Linked DNA regions of Mus musculus: region 1 is linked to region 2. A link is a contact called in ENCODE Hi-C data. All regions are on one chromosome and are shown on one strand. Each heading gives the region's core, a stretch centred on a gene start or an enhancer-like site at or near the end of the contact. The rest is flanking DNA. Distances are from core to core; before and after follow the strand shown.

Evidence for each region. Hi-C counts contacts between places; a loop is a spot of excess contacts on that map.
Region 1: a map of T-helper 1 cell shows a loop between it and region 2 (7-fold over the local background). The contact joins two enhancer-like sites. A Hi-C loop is called at or near these places in 2 of 37 maps with a recorded cell type or tissue (T-helper 1 cell and T-helper 2 cell).

What each region holds. Positions count from the first base shown.
Region 1 is chr1:169,516,587-169,521,011 of GRCm38, forward strand. Nuf2 (NUF2, NDC80 kinetochore complex component) reads right to left here. Exons shown (of 15, transcript NM_001355159.1): 7 at 1-72. Among named protein-coding and RNA genes, the nearest start is that of Nuf2, 13 kb to the right of the region's middle. Within about 2 kb of position 2,963, at least 1 of the 3 ENCODE cell types and tissues checked has a DNase peak (open chromatin) inside an H3K27ac peak, as active enhancers do.
Region 2 is chr1:167,228,828-167,233,419 of GRCm38, forward strand. Uck2 (uridine-cytidine kinase 2) reads right to left here. Exons shown (of 7, transcript NM_030724.3): 5 at 1,066-1,163. Among named protein-coding and RNA genes, the nearest start is that of Gm46170, 36 kb to the right of the region's middle. Within about 2 kb of position 2,885, at least 1 of the 3 ENCODE cell types and tissues checked has a DNase peak (open chromatin) inside an H3K27ac peak, as active enhancers do.

The sequences.
Region 1 (4,425 bases), core at 1,713-4,212, 2.3 Mb after region 2:
TCTCCAGGCACGTTTCTCTGAAGTGAATAAAGTTGATAATGCCACTTAAAAAACGACTTGTCCGGTTTGTTCCTAAAATAGAAAATAAAACTATAAACCACTGAAATATCAGAGTATAAAACTATCACTTCTTCCCTATGACTTCGCTTAAAGCACATAAAACTGTATGCTTTACCAAAGTGTGGAATGTCTGTGTCACTCAGACTGGAATTACCTTTGTATTTAGGAAGGAAGAGATGGGATGGAAAGAAAGTGGGGGCAGGAGAAGCAAACTGGTTTTGGTTATACAGAGGGCAAAGGCCACAACCCTCTAAATTTACAACAAACAGAAAACCAAATATAAATAAAGCAAAAACTTCGGAGAGCAGAGGACATGGAATGCATAACAGAAAGTGCCTTCAAAGCTGAGACGGAAGCCCTGTGGATGCACCTGCCCTAGCCAGAAAACACCAGCGGACTTCCTGGCTCTTACGGAGTCAAGACGATTAGATTTTGGAGTTGGAGAGGCCACAGCAACTAGAATTGGTGAGACTAAGAACTCCCAGAGTCCGGGTTGTGAAAGTTAAAGGAGGTCCTGGAGGTCTCGAGACCTACAGTGTATGGACACAAAAGAAACTACTACGGTAAGACAACAACCAGAAATACTTAAAGTCATAAACAAAAGCATCCAGCATTAAATAGCATAAAGTTTGCAATCTAAGAAAAATAAAAAGCAAAACTAGAATAATGTGGTCTATAAAAAGAAAACAATATTGAAATACCTTGAAATAGCACCAATGGCAAGTATTGTAAACTGGGTCATGAAAATGCCCATCTGCTCAAAAACATGGAATCTTACGAAGGTAAAAGACAGTTCCTTAAAATACCCAAATCCAACTCTGAAAGCTGAGAAAGAAGCTACCTAAATAAAAATTATGTCCGAAAGGATAGCAACAGCATATTGGACCTAGAGATGAGAGCGTCAGTGGACTGGAAGAAAAGCTGTGGGATGGAGGCCAGCAGGGGAATTCCGATAGCCCCTTGTGAGCAGAGGCCAGCAGGGGAGTCAGACAGCCCCTGTGAGCAGAGGCCAGCAGGGGGAGTCAGACAGGCCCCTGTGAGCAGAGGCCAGCAGGGGGAGTCCGAAAGCCCCTGTGAGCAGAGGCCAGCAGGGGGAGTCCGACAGCCCCCTGTGAGCAGAGGCCAGCAGGGGGAGTCAGACAGCCCCCTGTGAGCAGAGGCCAGCAGGGGTAGTCCGATAGCCCCCTGTGAGCAGAGGCCAGCAGGGGGAGTCCGACAGCCCCTGTGAGCAGAGGCCAGCAGGGGGAGTCAGACAGCCCCTGTGAGCAGAGGCCAGCAGGGGGAGTCCGATAGCCCCCTGTGAGCAGAGGCCAGCAGGGGGAGTCCGACAGCCCCCTGTGAGCAGAGGCCAGCAGGGGGAGTCCGACAGCCCCTGTGAGCAGAGGCCAGCAGGGGGAGTCAGACAGCCCCTGTGAGCAGAGGCCAGCAGGGGGAGTCAGACAGCCCCCTGTGAGCAGAGGCCAGCAGGGGGAGTCCGATAGCCCCCTGTGAGCAGAGGCCAGCAGGGGGAGTCCGATAGCCCCCTGTGAGCAGAGGCCAGCAGGGGGAGTCCGATAGCCCCCTGTGAGCAGAGGCCAGCAGGGGGAGTCCGACAGCCCCTGTGAGCAGAGGCCAGCAGGGGGAGTCAGACAGCCCCCTGTGAGCAGAGGCAGATCAGAAGCATCCCAAGTCTGTGATGAAATCCCACAAAAAGGAGGAACAACTATTTTTTATCTGACAGGAGAGCAATGTCTCAGTCTTACAAAAGCTATAAACAGTATGGAAAACTAACAACCACAAAATTTCCCAGAAGCCCACAGTTCACTCAAGTAGCTAGGAAGTCATAATAAAATTTAAAAGCAAAGACAAGAAAATAAGACAGACACACTAAATGGAATAAAGACAAAGAATATGAGTGGGTTTCTTTTCAGGAATAAGGGAGCCAGAATATAATGCAGCAATAAATTTCCCCTTCTTGTATCAAGGGTTTTTATTACTGGTCTTCCTTGTAGATACTGTTTTCAACAATGTTAGCACACCTTACAGGCACTAGAATGCTGTTAACCTAGACTGCCATACTTAAGAGAATGAGATGTTTAACACTAAATGTGATGCAGGCATGGCAGGACACACTGGGAATCCAGTACTCAAGGTGCTGAAGCCGGAGTATTTCAGTTTCTAGGAGAGCCTGAGATACACAGTGAGAGTCTGAATATAAGAATAGCCAGAGAGATGGCTCAGAAGCTAAGAGCACTTGCTGCTCTTGCAGACGACCCGAGTTAGGTTCCCAGCACCCACGTGGTACTCCCAACCTCATGGAACTCTACCTCCAGGGATCCAACAACTTCTCCTGGCCTCCATGGGCACTATGCATACACATGGTATACAGAACACACAAAGGCCCACACTCCTATACCGACACACACACACGATAAGTAAACCTTTTTTCAAAGATTTTTTAAAAAAAAAAAAATCCAGTAGTCAAAATACAACAAGATGAAGAAAGTGGAAATAGATAAATATTGTAAGAAAGAAACAAAAAGATTAAAGGTAAATTTAAGCATATCAATAACATTTAACACAACTGAGCTAAGCACTCCAGTTAAAAGGCAGTGAGTGAGAGTGAAAGTAATAAATTCACAAAAGATTTTAAGATCTCCATTACTCATTCAATACAGCAACCAAAAAAAAATCTGAAGGAACGCTCCTAACCAACTGGTCCAAGCGTGCAGTGTGCCCTACTCGGTGACAACGTGCAAACGCATGCTGTGCAAGAGAACACATGTGAATGCACACTGGATCCAACAAGTAGAGCGGCAGGCTACGATGCTGTGTCCTCCGCAGTATGGCATGCAGGTCTACTCCAGAGAGGAGAGCATCAGAAACCACAGAGGAAGTGACAGAGGGGCAACTCAACAAAGAAGCAAGCAGCACAGCACAGGCTCCACCTCCCCAGCTCCCACATCGGGATACAGAGCCTGCCTGGATGCACAGTAACAGATGAACGAGTGCCATCTGCCTGATTTCAAGTCTCAATCTAAGGCAGGAAGGATGGTGTAAAGACAAACACCGAGATGAGTGCTCTAGGAAACTGGATATGCAGACGGAACTAAGGCAGAGCCTAGTGAATAGCAAGCCCAGAAAAACATCCAATTCGTGTAGGACATACATCTTTATTTTTCAGAAGTTTTCCATCCATAGCAAAATCTGAGTAAGGATTTGGTAGTTCCCAGTATCCCACCTGTCAGACCCTCTCTCCCAGCATCTGTGTGAGTGGCACTGTTGTTAGGAATAAGGCGTAGAGAAAATGTGCACTAACACATCATTATCTCTCTGCATGTACACACACGTGCTCGCTGCTGCTGTACTGTCTGTGGGATGTGACAACTGCAGAATGGCAGGCACATACCACCACTGTAGTAACACGGAGGGGTTACTATCCTAAAATGGTCTTGCGTTCTAGTTAATTGTTCCTCCTCTGTGAAGGCTCACAATTACTGATGTTTTCCCTCTCTTATACATCACACGATTACAGAGCCTTTTTAGATTGGCCCCTTTCCATTACAATGTGCACCTATGCTTTCTCATGGATTGATAGCTCATTTCCATTTAACACTACCTAACATTCCACTGCTGGGATGTAGTCTGTATACTGATGCACCGAAAGCCATGATGGTTTCTGAGACTTAGAAACTATGCTACATACATCGCTGTGTGTGTCTTTATGTGAACAGTTGGGGCCCCTTTGGGTAGATACAAAGGAGCCCAACTCCTGGATCATCCGGTAGGAACAGGTTTCATTTTGCTAGAAACTGCCAAAGTGGCTGCATCCCTGTGCACTGACACTAGCAAAGAACTCAGGTATCCACTGTCCCAAGTCTGAAGCAAGACTGCCTCACACTGTCATGCCTTTTTATACAAAGTGTCACAGTAAGTTCATGGGGAAAGGGTGACGTCTCAACAGGTAGTGCCACTCCCATGAAAAGGGAAAATATGAACAGTGACTCACTGCACACAATACTAAAACATTAAACAATCAAAACAAGACAATACCCCCCAAGCACTCGGACGCAAATCTCAGCCACGTAGATCTAGTGAAGTCTTAGTAAGACATACAATTTTTAAAGAAAATCAATCAAAATATTCAAAACTGAAAGATATTTTGCTCTTTAAAGATAAGTATAAAATTGAAAAGGCAAACAACAAACTAGAAGAAAATACCTGCATAATCAGCTGGTCATTTATTTAAAAAATATCTATCTAAAGTTTCAATAAACAAATAGACAAGGTGCTGGAAAGATGGCTCAGTGGTCAGAGCACCGGTCCTCCAGAGGGTCATGTTTGATTTCCAGCCCCCACAGGGCAGCTCACAACCACCTGTAATTC
Region 2 (4,592 bases), core at 1,635-4,134:
CTAACGGACTTAAAGCAGGCATGTTGAGGAGAAAGGGCAGAAGGCATTTATTAGCAAGAAGAGATAAAGCCACACTTACTGTGAAGACCATCCCCAACACCACTCTTCCCAAACGACCTCGCTCAAACCGGCCTAAGCTCCAACTTCTCTCTTTCCTAATTACAGATAAGGAAGGCCTGCTTTGCCAGACCTGCTCAAGCCGGGAGGACACAGTGACTCTCCTAACATTCCTTCCGCAGCTTCTTCCCTTCTCAGGACCACATCACACCCTGAGTCTCGGGCCCCATTTGGCCTCTCCTGGGGAGATGTGTTTCTCTGGCGGATTATAAGCTTTGAGTCAGTCCCCTTCGGTTCTCAGAAAGCCACCTCACAGGGAACTCCCAGGTCAACTCTCAGGTCCTCCAGAGGGCATACAGCTGTGCCAGGACACAGGCAAGGAAGAGGATTCTGGCATAGCCCAGCACTCCCTAAAATGAACCAACTGTCACAGTGCCTCCCTCCACGACCCCTGCACCCACACTCAGCTTTCTGGAGTCTCCAGCCGGTTAAGGTCTATCTTGGATGTGAGCTAGCTTCAAGCAAAGGCTCGATACCATAACCCTTCCAGGCAAGAAACGCAGGTTGCGCTAGGAGATACTCAGGGCTAGAGTAACCTTAAGAGGAAGAGGGGAGAAAGACAGCAGGACGGAACCCAGCCTGCTCTCTCAGGACTTCAATCAGGTGCTCACTCGGAGAGGAGTAAGATCTGAGCTGCAGCTGAAGCCCAGATGAATCCAGCAATCTACCATCACAAAGCTAGAGCGAAGGCCCAGCAGCTAAACGCTCTTATCGTTCTCCCAAAGGACCCAGCATAGGCCTGGCGGCTAACAACCATCTGTAACTCCAGTTCCATGGGATCCCAAGCCCTCCTCTGGGCACTCCATGCATGCGGTACACAGACATACACAGGCAAAAACACCCATACACATAAAATAATAATAATAATAATAATAATAATCCTTTAAAGAAGATGAAATCATTAAATATCAAGATTTACATTTAGCAAAGACAAAGAATACAACTCACTGGCAAGCAGAATTCCTCAAAGGCAGGCTTCACAAACGTAATGTACTGTGATAAAATCTGCTCAAGGTCCCTCCCTCTTTCGCTGATGTCCCTCAATACTGCAAGAGAAGGAAAAACAAAACACAGAAATCAAGAAAACGGTTCGTGAGGGAGCAGACCGGGCCCATGCAGGTCGCCCGCGTGACTGAGAAGCCGGACTTCAGGTTCTTGACCTGGGATGGATCAACAACAGATTTAGGAAAAAACAAGTTGCGTTAAGTCTTACTACCAGCAAATTCTACTACGGTGTGTTCTCGAACATAAAAGGCTGCCTGACCAAGACCAACAAGCAGCTTTCTTGTCACAAGCCAACAGAATTTTTACAAGAACCAGGAAAGAGCAGGGCGCCCCCACTGAGTCCGACAACAGGGAGCAGCTGGCAGCGGCTGGCGGAATGCTCACCAGTGTTCCCAAATCCACAGCAACCACCACCACCACCACCACCATCCCACCCCTCAACCCCTGCCCACCGGGGTGGAAAGCCCTTTCTGCTCACCTCGGGCACAGAAGTTTGCGAATAGAAATGCCCCCGGTGAGTTCTCTCCCATTCCAGGCAAAAGTAAGCCGGAAAACGGAGGAAGCCCAGATGGATCCAGAGTCACCGCCTTCCACGTCTATGATCTCCCTCAGTCCCTCTAGTCAGGGACCTGCAGCCAGCACTTTTTAAAAACCTGTTTTAAGGGCCAGACTATCTTGGTTCTGTCACTGTGCTCTGACCTCCCCAGGGCTCAGTTTCCCTTAGAGAAGTGAGGTAGGAAGGAGGGCCTGTCGACCAACGCAGCCCTCTGCACAGCTGTCATTTTTTTTTTAAAGATTTATTTATTTATTTATTTATTTATTTATTTATTTATTTATTTCTTATATGTAAGTACACTGTAGCTGTCCTCAGATACTCCAGAAGAGGGCATCAGATTTCGTTACGGATGGTTGTGAGCCACCATGTGGTTGCTGGAATTTGAACTCGGGACCTTTGGAAGAGCAGTCGGCGCTCTTAACAACTGGGCCATCTCGCCAGCCCCAGCTGTCATTTAAAGCTGACTATTAACATGCTACGTTCTTTATCTGCATTCCCAGGGATTACCAGATCTCAGCCAGGCCGCTAAGTAGTGATGTGTGTGTGTGCACATGCGTACACGATCACACCCGCACACGTGTGGGCACACCCCACACAGACCTGCTGCTGCTGCTGCTGCTGCCTGCAGGCCAGACCTGGTAACTTCATCTGTCATAAGAGAAGCCGGTGAGTCATGCAGTCAGCTCTGGGGGGAAAGTGACCCAGCAGGACTGCGTGGCTCTCTTTATCTAATGACTATGGATCTGGAGGAACGTGACCTAGATGGGAGTCCTGTCCCTAGAGACTCCTGCTCCTGTGACCTTAAACAAGTGACTTCTCCTCTTTTGGGTCTTCATTTCCTTAAACAAGAAGCTGACAACGTAACATCCTGATTATAACTGGGGGAGGGAGGAATCTCACGGAGCCTATAGGCTGGTCTTGATATGGAGCAGAGGATGACCTTCAACTAACTCACACACCTGCCTAAACTCCCGAGAGCTGGAGCTGGCCGCTGTGCTCCGTTTTCACGCAGTGCTGGGGAAAGAATCCAAGCTTGTGCCCACTGGGCAAGCAATCTATGAACCAAGCTCCATTCCCAGCCCCGATAAAGCTATTAGTTAAGATGACAGGGAGGCACAGAAAATCTTCGGCATGGCAGCTGGCACACGGTAGGTTCAACAAGCCTACCCTCCTGTGACAACTGCAATACCGGCACAACCTGGAGGGGGCTCCTCAAGCTAAGACCAGCCAGTGAGGGGAGGGGGCAGGGGCCGCAGGAGTCCTGCAGAACCCCAGACAGCTAAGGCAAGGTCCGGGAGAGGCCAGTAGAACACAGACACATGCGATGCGTATTTTAAAGGGACAGATGGAAAAGAAGAGTCACAAAGACACGGGTCCCAGATATTGAGGACATACGATAACAGAAAAGGCACTGTCACCCAACGCCCTAAGAGCCTTCAAAGAAGTTGTCACCTTAAACAGACTAGGATGGCTCCATGGCCAAGGGCAGGCCGGGGTCAGCCAGCACACTGCATTTGAAATGCCCTGCTCCTTGGCCACTGCCAAGAAATGGAGCCAGACCAAAGGCTGAGTCAGAACAAGATGTTGGCACAAACCGGAAACTCCAGAAAAACCAACACTCCCACCCCACCCCACCCCAGCCCAGCCTGAACCCCACACTCGGGTTGGAACAAAGCAATGTGCAGGAAGCTAAATGTCTGCTAGCTCCCTGTCTGGCCTAGAGGGGCCCGACAGCGGCACTCTAACCGCCCAAGCCTCTAACTGCCCAAGCCTCGTTTCTGCTTAAGAGCCCACCAGGAGGAAGGAGCAGAGAGAGAAGCACTCAGTAAATGCAGAGAGTAAGGTGATCTAGCGGGGCCTGCGGGATTCTAAGACCCACTTCTCCCTGGCTGGTATGTCAGACACCTAGCACACATAGCCTAGGTTAGGAATGATGGGTGGAAACCTGGCACCCAGCTCTCTCAGAATCTTCTCCAGGCCTCTATCTGCTCCTGTTACTCACTCACTGTCCCCCCGACCCTGAAGATCCCTGCATCCCAAGCATACACCAAGCGTGATTTGTGTCACACCTTGAAAGAAGGAACTTGTAGAAATGACAAGTAAGAAAACTCCACAAATCCACCAGGAAGGGCAGGGCTTTGCAGAGGGGGGACTTGTAAAAACACATCTGAAACAAAGAGGCAAGCAGTCTGCCCAGGCAGCAACGGGCAGACAGTCACTGACCAAGGAGAACCTCGGGGGAGCTGGGTGCATATGCCTTTAAATCTCAACCCTTGGAGGCAGAGGCAGAGGCAGGCAGAGCTCCCAGGTTCCTCATCACTTCAAGGACTTCCCATAGTCATATGGAGACCCTCTCCCCATCCCAGGCCAGGAAAGGGAGGGAGACGGTTTTGGTCAACCTGGATCCTGATGACCGGATTTTAGTCAGAAGCCAAGACTTTACAACTACTCCAAATCTGATTCTAATTTCCTAGGCGTGTTTAGCCTCCTCTGAGGTCTCTCTAGGATTGAGTCCCACCTGCTAGGTCAGTTAGTAAGCCAGTCAGTCAAGACTCTCCCGAGGCCCAGCTAGACTGCAGAGAGGATGCCAGCCCCTCCCCCTGACCATCACCTCCTGCGCCTCTGGGCACTCTCCCTGCAACATCTCTAATCTGTCACTGAAGGACTCATCCCCGGATGACTGTGTGCTAGGAAAAAATAAGGTTCAGACACAGTCTGCCCAAGGCCACACATCTGATGCGCATTGAAGCCTGAGTGTTAGCGCATTGAAGCCTGGCTTTGATTTATTATTATTATTATTATTATTATTATTGTTGTTGTTGTTGTTGTTATTATTATGTACCATGTTGCCTTTGGCAACCATAAGGTGAGGAAAAGTGCTGCATTTGTAGGTCAGGTGACGAGTCAGATGCAC